Linked DNA regions of Homo sapiens: regions 2 and 3 are each linked to region 1. The links are chromatin contacts, found by Hi-C or POLR2A ChIA-PET in ENCODE. All regions are on one chromosome and are shown on one strand. The core of a region is the stretch at or near the end of the contact, and the rest is flanking DNA. Distances in the headings are between cores, read along the strand shown.

Region 1 (3,674 bases), core at 561-3,060:
AAGACCAGCCTGGCCAACATGGTGAAACCCCGTCTCTACTACAAATACAAAAAATTAGCCAGGCATGGTGGTGCACACCTGTAATCCCAGCTACTCAGGAGGCTGAGGCAGGAGAATCACTTGAACCTGGGAGGCAGAGGTTGCAATGAGCTGAGATCACGCCACTGCACTCCAACCTGGGTGACAAGAGTGAAGCTCCGTGTCAAAAAAGAAAAAGAGGATTTCAAGACGGTGACAGCAGAGACTGAAGCCAAGCATAGGACCCTCCTGGCTGGGGCCCAGGTCAGTGACCAGGAGGTGGCTGTGGTGCACGACAAGGGCTATAAGCCTAGTTCTGATCATGGTTAATTGGGGCTGCTTTCCGTCATTGAATAGAATTGTTGACCATCTGCTCCCCTTGTCTCCTTGCAGTTATGCTTTACTTAGAGCTCATATCAGATTTGATAGTTTCGTAGGTTTGCTGCACTCCATCTTCTGTCCTTGCACACAAACTGAAATCAACGACAAAAACATAACCCCCGAGGAGGCGCCCACAGGAACACAGCTTAGGAAGCATGCCGTGGCCCTGCTGAACCCTGGGGAGCAAGAAGGAAGAAGAGGTCGACCTTGTCCCTTGCTCCTCCAAGCAACTCCCAGCTGTGCAGAGCCTCAGCCTGTCTTAGAGAAGCAGCTGGAGGCTGTCTCTCTTTGGGGTACAGCAGTTCCCTAAAGCCCAAGCCTTCCTGACTAGCACAGGCTCCGTGTTCTGGGTGGTCTCAGGAGTCTTCTGCCGGGCTTGGAGAGACTTAACAGAGACAGCACTGAGCCCCAGCTCGAACGACTGCCTGTGGGCTGAGGAAATCCTCAGAAGGCAGGAGCCAGGCTGAGGATACTGATTAGTAGTTCAGACATTCAGGCCTGGGGATGGATGTAGTCACAGCCTCTCAGCTAGCTAGTGTAAAAACCTTCTCTGTAAACAATGTCACCACCGGGAGGAGATTCTCTCCCGGAGAAGGGGATATGCATACATGCACATGTTTGAGCACTGGTACTCACACACTTGCATTTACAAGGACTTGTAGCCCTTGTCGTGCACCACAGCCACCTCCTGGTCACTGACCTGGGCCCCAGCCAGGAGGGTCCTATGCTTGGCTTCAGTCTCTGCTGTCACCATCTTGAAATCCCTCTTTATTTATTTTATTATTATTTTTTTAATGCAAGTGCTCACTCACACACTTGGATTTACATGCACAAGAGTACAGATGCATATGCGCACATCCCAAATTAAAGGCGTCCAGAGATTGAAATGACACTGGCTAGCTGTTCTAGATGCAAAGTGAACACAATCTGTGACGCCCCCTAAAACAAAAACTGACTGTCCATACATTGCCACATTATATAAGAATTCCGCTTGCCATAAGGCTGGTGGAGCCATGTCTTAAAATGCGTGCTGTGCTCTCTTTAAAACTGTCAGAGGATTTGCATGCCTGCAGCAGCACAGTCAGCTTCAGAGCATCGTCATTACCCTCCAGAGAAGCAGGCATCTTTTCTGTTGCAGCGGTGCTGCCGTTTTGGTGGCCAGAATAGTCTTCTCCCACCGCCCCTCCCACCCCCGCCCCTCAGAGCACCCTCTGCACCCTCATAGACCCTTGTTTATGCACAGAACAAGCAGAGCACAGGTGAGGGCTAGAGGCCGCGCGCGGCACGTAGGGGGTTGTTGATGACGCCCGCTACTCCGGTGCATGCTGGGGATTGTAATTCACGCCCGTGACGCCAGGCAGGCGCAGCCCTGGTGCAGTGCATCCTGGGGATTGTAGTTTACGCTTGCTACTAAGGGCGGTCGCAGTGCATGCTGGGGATTTAGTGCGCCCTGGCACCATCTTGCTTGCATTCTGGGTAGAGTCATGGGGTTTGGGGCGGTGTCCTCAGTGCGCAGAGCGGCTTAAATCAGAGGCTGAGCCCGGCGCTTCCATATCACGCTGTACTCTAGCTAAGGACTGGGAAGCAAGTCTATCCAAGGCTCCTTCATGTAACCACGCGGCAGTTGGCAGGCACTAGTCCTAGACAACTGAGTTCTCCCTGAAGAAGAGTTAAAGCAAAATAAAAACTCACAAAAAGGAAAACAACACGAATAAAAAGAACTAGCATGGGACCTAAAGGACGTTGCTGAACAAGGAAAAGAGCCCATCAGGTAGAAGACCCAGAGGAACACCAGGCCTCTGAAAACTATTTCTGAACCTAAAATAAAGATATTTAGAAAACTGTTTAGGATCTTTCTTTAAAAAAATAATAATAATAATTTTAGTTTTAATGATTGACAAATGAAAATGAAATACGTGTATGGTGTGCAAAATGACGTTTTAATATATGTATACATTGTGGAATGAATAAATCAGGCTAATCAATATCCACTACCTCACATACTTTGTGTGTGTACCTTGCGAACATTGAAAATGTAGTCTTAGCAATTTTCAAGTATGCAATACATGTTAATATATTAATAATATAATTAATATAGTTAATGATTAACTATAATCACCGTGTTATACAATAGATCTCCTCAGCTTATTCCTCCTAATGACAATTTTGTATGCTTTGATCAGCCTCTCCCCATGCCTCCCTGCATTTCCCTCTGCCAGGATAACCACCATTCTACTCTCTTCTATGAGTTTGATTTTTTTGGATTCTCTATAAAACTGAGGTCATGCAGGATCTGTCTCTCTGTTTCTGGCTTATTTTACTGAGCTTAATGTCCTCCTAGGTCATCCACATTGTCACAAATGATAGGATTTCCCCATTGTGTTAAGGCTGAATAGTATTCCATTGTGTATATATGCTACCTATTCTTTATCCATTTACCTGTTGATAGGTACTTGGGTGGATTCCATATCTTGGCTGTTGTAAATAATACTGCAGGGAGCATGGGAGTTCGGTCTGTCTTTGACATACTGATTCCATTTCCTTTGTATATAGCCAGAAGGTGAAATGCTGAATCATATGGCAGCTCTACTTAACTTCTTGAGGAGCTTCCATACTGCATTCCATAATGGCTGCACTAATTTACGTATCCATCAACAACGCAAGATTCTCTTTCCCCACATCCTCCCATATCCTTGTTACCTCTTGCCCTTTTGATAACAGGCATCGTAACAACAGGTATGAGGTGATATTTTATTGTGGTTTTAATTTGCATTTCCCTGATGATTAGTAATGTTGAGCATTTTCTCATACACCTGTTGGCCATTTGTAGCCTTATTTTGAGAAATGTCTTTTCAGGTTCTTTGCCCATTTTTTAATCAGGTTTGTTGTTTCCTTAGTATGGAGTTTTTTTGAGTTTCTTGTGTATTTTAAATATTAACTGTTTATCAGAGGTATGGTTCCACAAATATTTTCTTCCATTCTCCAGGCTGTCTCTTCACTCTGTTGTTTCCTTTGCTGTGCAGAAGCTTTTAATTTAATATAAACATATTTGTCTATTTTTGCTTTTGTTGTCTCTGCTTTTGGGATCAAACTCAAAAGATCTTTACCCAGACCAATGCCAGAAAGCTTTTCTCTATTTTTTTTTTCTAGTAGTTTTTCAGTTTTTGGTCTTAGAGTTTAGTCTTTAATCCATTTAGAATTAATTTTTGTCTATAAGGTGAAATCGGAGTCCAGTTTCATTCTTCTGCCTATGGGTGTCTAGTTTTCCTAACATC
Region 2 (4,051 bases), core at 846-3,345, 760 kb before region 1:
CCATCCCCTCTGGACTGCCGAGGCCCTGATCCTCACCTGCCACCCGCCCACTGGAGCTGGGCTAAGGGGTCACCTGCGGCCGTGACCAAGGTCCGTGAGGAAGGTGACAGAAGCCGGGAATCGGAGAGGAACTGGCACCCCCGGGGAGCTCTGTACGCCTGCGCGTGCCGGGCCGCGGCGCGCCTAGTTCTGCTCAGGCCCGATGCAGGAACCCGAGGCCCTGCCCCCAGGCCGGAAATGGGGTTCGTTTCCGGTTCGTCTGCTGTGGGCGGGGCCTGGAGCCCTAGGTGTGAACGCGCACAGGCAACCAGGAGCCGGTAGTTGAGGGGAGCGGACCCTGTACTTGGAAATGGGAACGGAGACTCCACTCCACCTAGCCTGATTCTGTCACTCAGAGGCAATAGGCAAGCCTGTGGCAGATGGGGCGGGTGAAAGGGAGTCGCTTAGGCTATTTTTATTGACCAGCATATCCTAGAAATCAGTGTTTCTATGGATTTGTCTTTGTGTTTATCTGTATTTTGTAAGTTTCTTACCATGCACCTGCAGTACTTGTATAATAAAATTAATGATAAAGATATCAGTGATAGATGGGTGGGTTTAATCCCGAAGTATGAAGGCCCTCTTAGCTCCGCAAGTTAATATCGGCAAACAGAGTGGTTGAATAGGATGATTCTCATGTCTGGGCCATTGCTTACTTGATTTCTTTCTTTCTTGTTTTTGCTTACTTGATTTCTTTCTTTTCTTTTCTTTTTTTTTGACCGACTCTGGCTCTGTCGCCCAGGCTGGAGTGCAGTGGCGCGATCTCGGTTCACTGCAACCTCCGCCTCCCGGGTTCAAGCGATTCTCCTGCCTCAGCCTCCCGAGTAGCTGGGATTACAGGCGCGTGCCACCACGCTGGGCTAAGTTTCGTATTTTTAGTAGAGACGGGGTTTCACTGTGTTGGCCAGGCAGGTCTCGAACTGACCTTGTGATCCACCCTCCTCAGCCTCCCAAAATGCTGGGGTTACAAGCGTGAGCCACCGCGCCCGGCCTGCTCATTTGATTTCTCATGTAATCTCTAAAATTTCATACACTCAACAGATACTCATCCAGCCTTAACTCAATACCACGCGCCTTGCCCAACTGAGCAAAACGAGACCCAACCATTTCCGTCACGGAGATCAATAAAGGGTAGAGGGGAAAGCTAATCACAGAAATGGAGGAAAGGTGCGTGGTCCTGGAAGCCCCGGTGGAACCAGGCTAGCGGCGTGGTTCAGCTATGATGTATTTTGGAGTCCTTGCGATGCCATTTCTGCTGGCCCAAGGCCAGGGCAGGCACTTTGAGCAGGATGCGAAAGAGGGGCAGTCTCTCCACCACAAGTCTTTAGTCTTTGGAGACCTCTAGGAACCCCAGGGCCTTCCCTTCCGACTCCCATTCGGAGGCATATGCAGTCCAGGACCACCAGTGGTGCGGTGCCGGCTTTCATAACCCCATCCTTGGTAGTGCTTTCTTTGCCACACAGTGCTGGGCACCTGCAGAAATGCATTAGGCATGGCCCTGACTTAGGGCACCTTGGGCCGAACCTAAGGGAGTCAGCTCAGGTGCCCATCCTGGCTACCCAATGGACCAATGAGCGCTGCGACTGTGTTACTCAACTTTGCAGCGTCTCATCGGTAAAATGGAAGTGTAACAGCTTATTCATAGGGTTGGATGAAGCTCCTTATGGCAGTGCGTGTGAAGCGCTGGCCCAGCGCTCAGGAACGCCAAGTACATACAAATGACAATACATGGCGGCGCCCAACTACGGCGTGAGCGATTCTTAGATGCGATGGCTAGCTAAGGCTAATCGCCGCTTGCTCCCGACGGCCTGCGCTCGGAGCCGGCCTCCACCCACAGCCGGCCTCCGCGGCCCGCTCCGCCCACCAACTTATTTCCTCTGGGCCGGGTTCTCACCTCCAGGAGTCCCCGCGCTGAGAGCCCGGATGTGAGCCCAAGTGGCCATGCGCACAAGCCAGCGCCGCTGCCATTGGTCGCTGGTGAGGAACAGATTGATGACACATCCGAAAAATAGGAAGTGGCCACTACGGAAGCTGTTCTGGGCCAGAAAGACTTCCAGTTTGGAGTCGTTTGCTGCGGGGAGGGAATGAATGGGCGCTGGGAACACGCCCGCGAGGTGGGGACGCGCCGGCCGTAGCGAGGTCCTTAGCGTGTGAGTGGCCGGGGTCGGGTCGCTTCCCCGCAGCATGGAGGACGATGCACCAGTGATCTACGGGCTGGAGTTCCAGGTGGGTCACTGGGAGGGCGGCAGGTGCTGCTCGGCCTGGCTGTTGATAGCATGCGCGGTCCCATGGTGACTTCGGTTTGCAGATCTCCCACCAGCCCTGCAAGGACCCGTGTCTGTTCCCTAGTTCCCATTTTGCAGAGAAGTAAACTGAGGCTTTAGGAGGTTAAACGGTTGTACTGGATAACAGGGTTGGCCACAGCCGGCCTGCCTCCTTCCCCTTCACATCCTGTCCCGAACATGACTTCTGACCTGGAAGTTATCACTCACTTTGGTGGACTCATTTATTTACACGCCCACCTTTTCCTCTAGAATTTGAGTTCCTGAAGGTAGGAACTGTATGTTGTTTAAAATAAAAATGTTTGATTTTGAAACAATTTAAAGTATTTAGAAGAGTTGTAAAAATACATAGAAAGTTCTTCTTTACCCTCCACCCAGCTTCCCTTAATGTTAACACTTTACATAACCATCGTACATTTATCACAGCTTAGAAATTAACATTGGTACACTAATATTCAGTAAACCACAGACTGTCTTCGGATTCAACTGTTTTCACACTAGTTTTTTACCTTGTATTTTCCAGTGCCTTTTCATGACTGTCACATAGTAGGTGTTCAACAAATGACTATGAACCGAATGAGCCCCCAGAGCATAAGCAATGCACATGGTAGTTCAGGACAGCAAGAAAGCTGCCGTGGATAGAGTAAATGCGTCAGGGGGAATGAGGTAGGGGATGAGATGAGCGGGGGAGGAAGATGAGGATTGTGTAGGGCCTGTTAGAGCCCTGTCCTGGTTTTCATCTATTCAAGTAGCTTTTGAGAATGTGTTATGCCTAAAGCACTGAGGGACAGATAGAGAGATAGAAACACAGTTCACTGCCATATGAAATACTTGATACATAATTTTGTGCAGCAGTATGTGTTAAAGATATAAATGATGTCTGCTTTTTTTTTTTTTTTTTGAGATGGAGTCTTGCTCCGTTGCCCAGGCTAGAGTGCAGTGGCGTGACCTCGGCTCACTGCAACCTCCGCCTCCCGGGTTTAAGTGATTCTCCTGCCTCAACCTCCCAAGTAGCTGGGATTACAGGCACCCGCCACCACGCCCGACTAATTTTTGTATTTTTAGTAGATACGGGGTTTCACCATCTTGGCCTGGCTGGTTTTGAACTCCTGACCTTGTGATCTGCCTGCCTCAGCCTCCCAAAGTGTTGGGATTACAGGCGTGAGCCACCGCACCTGGCCAATGTCTGTTTTTAAGTAGGTTACAGTCAGAGAGGCAGCAGTGTTAGTAGAATAACATATGCCACCCAGACACCTAAGTTTTAAATCCTGCCTCTAGCACTTATTAACTATGTGACCTTGGGCCTCGGTTTCCTTGCCAATAAAATATGCATCTCCCTCCCCCCCACCTCATGGCTGTTATGAAATTAAATGAGTTAATACACTTAATTGAATCACGTAGAACAGTGCCTGGTGCATAGTGTGTTCAATAATTGTTGTTCTAATTGTTATAATGAGAGAAAATTCCTTTTTTTTCCTTTGTAGAAATGGGGTTTCGCCATGTTGCCCAGGCTGGTCTCACACTCCTGAGCTCAAGTGATCTGCCCTCCTTGGCCTCCCAAAGTGCTGGGATTATAGTCATGAGCCACCGCACCCTGCCTAAGACAAAATTCTTACAAATAAATTTTATACAGGGCAGCAGTTAAGTGTCCTGTATAATAAACTGTGCTATAGGATTTGACCAGTGGCTATATCACATTCACAAGACTGATAGCTTAACTACCAGTGATT
Region 3 (3,602 bases), core at 703-3,202, 940 kb before region 1:
CCCTCAGATATGCTGACGAGGTGGGGGCAGCTGTCAGGTCATCCTGAGAGCCTTCCCGGGCATCTCTGGGCTTCCTCAGATATCTACACAAGGGTAGGATGATCAGTCATAAATGGACTTTAGGGACAGCTGTGTGTGTCTTTTTATTTTAAAATAAGAATCCGTCTTGAAGTGCAATAGGTAGGAATGAGGAATGAAAGCTATGGCCAATTTAAATTAAAATTAGGAAAGCTGAAATGTTTAAAATTGATGTTCTTTGGCCAGGCACAGTGGCTAATGCCTGTAATCCTAGCACTTTGGGAGGCTGAGGCAGGCGGATCACTTGAGGTCAGGAGTTCGCAACCAGCCGGGCCAACATGGTGAAACTCTGTTTCTACTAAAAATACATAAAAATTAGCCAGGCGTGATGGCGGGCGCCTGTAATCCCAGCTACTTGGGAGGCTGAGGCAGGAGAAATGCTTGAACCCGGGAGGTGGAGGTTGCAGTGAGCCCCAATCGTGCATCGTGCCACTGCACTCCAGCCTGGGCGACACAGCAAGACTCTGTTTAAAAAAAAAAAAAAAAAAAAAAAAAGATGTTCTTCGATTTCACAGAGGAACACAACTTACCACGCCAATGTACGCGTCGCTTTTGCCTGGGCCGTTCCTTCTTCCTAGAATGTCCTGCTTCTTTCTCTTTGTCTAACTCATGTGAATGAACTTTTTAAAAAATTAGTATCCTTCAAAACTGTATTTGCTCAGGCGTTCTGATGTGAGGCCCTCCTGACTCTCCAGGTGCGGGTGCTTCTCTGCTCTGTGTCTCTCACCTCCAACAGCTTGTTCTGCCTGCGCACTATTTGCTGATGTGTTATCTCCGGGGATTCTCGAATTTCTCACCTTCATCCCCAAGGCCTGACAAAATACATGGCAGGTGTGCAAAAGGCTTGTTAGAAGACCTTAAGAAAATTAAAGAAAAGTGGTTTAAAAATAATTCGAATAACAATGTTTGCCAATGGAGACTTTTTTTTTTTTTTTGAGACGGAATCACGCTCTGTCGCCCAGATGCAACCTCCACCTCTCGAGTTCGAGCGCCTCTCCTGCTTCAGCCTCCTGAGTAGCTGGGATTACAGGCGCAGGCGACCACGCCCGGCTAATTTTTGTATTTTTAGTAGAGACAGGGTTTCATCATATTGGCCAGGATGGTCTCGATCTCCTGACCTGGTGATCCACCCGCCTTGGCCTCCCAAAGTGCTGAGATTACAGGCGTAAGCCACCACGCCCCTCCAACCCATGAACACTTTTAAAATTACTTGATTTGCTTACAGAGCAAAAGGTCAAATGGGGAGAATTCTAAAAGTTACCTTCTCAACTCAGTTTTCTCCCGGGTCGTGGTGCTTGAGGCACTGGATATCCCCTGGTTAAACACCCACGTGCAGTGGAGCAGGGAGGGGACGCGCCCCTTCGGGGGTGGGCGCCCAAGGCAAGGGGAGGAATGCGGCTTCCACGGCCTCCCCTCTCGCCCTCCTTTGTGCTTATTCTAATTCATGAATTCTAACATCTTTCTGCCCACTAAAAAATGTGCATTCATTCATCTGGCCACAGCCCTTACTGTAGATCCGCATCCCTGGAGCTCTCGAGGAGCCGCGGTTACCGCACGTGGGTGCCGGGCGCCAGGGGGTTCAAGGGCTTCCCGCGGTGACCCGAGCACGCCGGGGCGTGGCCCCCGAACTGCGGCCTGGGGGCGGGGAGAGAAGGGGCCCAACATGGTCCATCTCGACCTTCCTCTGCCGGGCCCAGGGCTTCAGCCCCGCTCCCATAGGCCCCGCCCCATCCCAGACCTCGCCCGCCTTCGGGATCTCAGCCCTGGCTCCGCTTCTTCAAGTACCGACAGGAAGTTGACGAGTTCGGGCTCGTCAGGGGCCGAGCTCCGGGCTCCGCCCTACGACACCGCCCCTCCCTAGGCCCCGGCCCTCATCAGGACTCCGCCCAGACGTGCGTCATCTTCCCGCGCCGGTGACGGAAGTGCGGTGTTGAGCGCCGGCGGCTCGCGCCCACGCTGGGCCGGGAGTCGAAATGCTTCCCGGTGCCGGGAGTGAGCGATGAGCTGGCTTCTGTTCCTGGCCCACAGAGTCGCCTTGGCCGCCTTGCCCTGCCGCCGCGGCTCTCGCGGGTTCGGGATGTTCTATGCCGTGAGGAGGGGCCGCAAGACCGGGGTCTTTCTGACCTGGTGAGTGGCCCGCCCGCCGAGGCGCCTCCCTGCCGGCATCGGGGTCGAGGGAGGCCGGAGCCCGGCTAACCCCGGCGGCGGGAGCCTGGCGGTCCGAGTCTGTGCCGCGCGCTGTGGCTGTGGGTGGTCGGGGGACCGCCTCGTTTTCCTGCTCGGCCGGCGGGGTTCCAGGAGGCTCATGGCCTGGGACTGGAACGCACCGAAGACTTGTTTGAAATATCAGAAACGTCGCGTAAAGGTTAGGGGTGGCCTAATAAACCCTGTGTTTAATCCTCCATCTTTGTTGCAGTTAAAGTGCAACAAAAAGTGACACGTAATCAGAACGAACCCCCGTTACCAGAAGACTTTCCGTACCAGCTAAATTGGGATTGGAACTCAGTACCTAATCTTCCCTTTTAAAAAAGGCAAATTCTAATAAGCCAGTATTTGCAGTTGGATCCTTGTAACAACCCTTGGAGGTGAGAGGGATTATTCTCACTTTCAGGTATAGTTCTTGGGGTCAGGAAGTTCCCAGGGCATGTAACTGACAGAGAAAGGACTTGAGCCCAGCTGTTCTGACTGTACCACCAGAACTCTTCCCACTACAAGATACCAAAGTTCGTTACCTGTGTTTCCCCATGCACGGCAGCTACAGTATTGAGGAAGAAGCATCTCAGAAGTTGACCTTTTTGTTGTAAAGAAATGGTTAATATTTTTTTCAAAGACCGCAGTATTTTGTTATGCTTTGAGTTTGACGAAAGCCTTATGGTGCTGGTGTGCTGGCTGGCTGGCATACAGTAGAACACAGGTGTAGAGTCTGACGTGCAGGATAAAACTATAAGGTGCGACTCTGCCCTTTTCACGCAAAAATTGGTCCTCTATATCCAGTTTGCATCCTCAGTTTCAGCTAACCATAGATCAAAAATATTTGGAAAAAATTAAAATAGAATACAGTTTTAAAATACGCATAAAAAGACAATACAACTATATAGATTGTATTAGGTATTATAAACTAGAGATGATTTAAAGCATGCAAGAAGATGTGTGTGGGTTATTTGCAAATACACCATTTTATGCAAAGGACTTAAGCATCCTCTGATGTTGGTATCTGTGATGGGGTGGAGGACTTCCTGGAATCAGTCTCCCTCAGATACCAAGGGACAACTGTATTTCCAACCTTAAGAATCTCAATAAAAAAGGGGATAAGTTAGAGAAGGAAGAAGGAAATAACATTGCACATCTTTTCCAGGAATGAGTGCAGAGCACAGGTGGACCGGTTTCCTGCTGCCAGATTTAAGAAGTTTGCCACAGAGGATGAGGCCTGGGCCTTTGTCAGGAAATCTGCAAGCCCGGAAGTTTCAGAAGGTAGTCACCTCTCATATCAGTGTGACATTTTAACCTATTCAAAGGCTTTCATA

Evidence for each region. Hi-C counts contacts between places; a loop is a spot of excess contacts on that map. ChIA-PET counts read pairs that join two places held with the same protein, here RNA polymerase II (POLR2A). Pooled maps may share reads with other maps.
Region 2: a loop to region 1 is called in a map of B cell, with 23 times the contacts of the local background. The contact joins the promoter of EIPR1 here to the enhancer-like site in region 1. A Hi-C loop is called at or near these places in 6 of 168 maps with a recorded cell type or tissue (B cell, CD4-positive, alpha-beta T cell, CD8-positive, alpha-beta T cell and 2 more), 4 of 37 single-sample maps with no recorded cell type and 19 of 50 pooled maps. POLR2A ChIA-PET finds 5 or more read pairs at or near these places in 2 of 52 experiments (naive thymus-derived CD4-positive, alpha-beta T cell and naive thymus-derived CD8-positive, alpha-beta T cell).
Region 3: a map of naive thymus-derived CD4-positive, alpha-beta T cell shows a loop between it and region 1 (17-fold over the local background). The contact joins the promoter of RNASEH1-DT here to the enhancer-like site in region 1. A Hi-C loop is called at or near these places in 2 of 168 maps with a recorded cell type or tissue (both naive thymus-derived CD4-positive, alpha-beta T cell), 2 of 37 single-sample maps with no recorded cell type and 10 of 50 pooled maps. POLR2A ChIA-PET finds 5 or more read pairs at or near these places in 1 of 52 experiments (CD8-positive, alpha-beta T cell).

What each region holds. Positions count from the first base shown.
Region 1 is chr2:2,611,672-2,615,345 of GRCh38, reverse strand. No RefSeq gene overlaps it. Among named protein-coding and RNA genes, the nearest start is that of MYT1L, 280 kb to the right of the region's middle. Within about 2 kb of position 1,810, at least 14 of the 41 ENCODE cell types and tissues checked have a DNase peak (open chromatin) inside an H3K27ac peak, as active enhancers do; they include B cell, CD8-positive, alpha-beta T cell and psoas muscle, where a contact is called at or near this core.
Region 2 is chr2:3,375,862-3,379,912 of GRCh38, reverse strand. EIPR1 (EARP complex and GARP complex interacting protein 1) reads left to right here and starts at 2,095. Exons shown (of 9, transcript NM_003310.5): 1 at 2,095-2,265. The coding sequence starts at 2,224. TRAPPC12 (trafficking protein particle complex subunit 12) reads right to left here and starts at 219. Exons shown (of 12, transcript NM_016030.6): 1 at 37-219. RefSeq lists silencers at 199-248, 1,812-1,871 and enhancers at 737-1,253, 1,254-1,770, 2,042-2,091, 2,112-2,291, 2,312-2,591.
Region 3 is chr2:3,556,736-3,560,337 of GRCh38, reverse strand. RNASEH1-DT (RNASEH1 divergent transcript) reads right to left here and starts at 1,952. Exons shown (of 3, transcript NR_038429.1): 1 at 1,340-1,952; 2 at 609-890. RNASEH1 (ribonuclease H1) reads left to right here and starts at 2,005. Exons shown (of 8, transcript NM_002936.6): 1 at 2,005-2,205; 2 at 3,434-3,549. The coding sequence starts at 2,078. RefSeq lists enhancers at 1-239, 1,904-2,153 and silencers at 1,554-1,873, 2,244-2,343.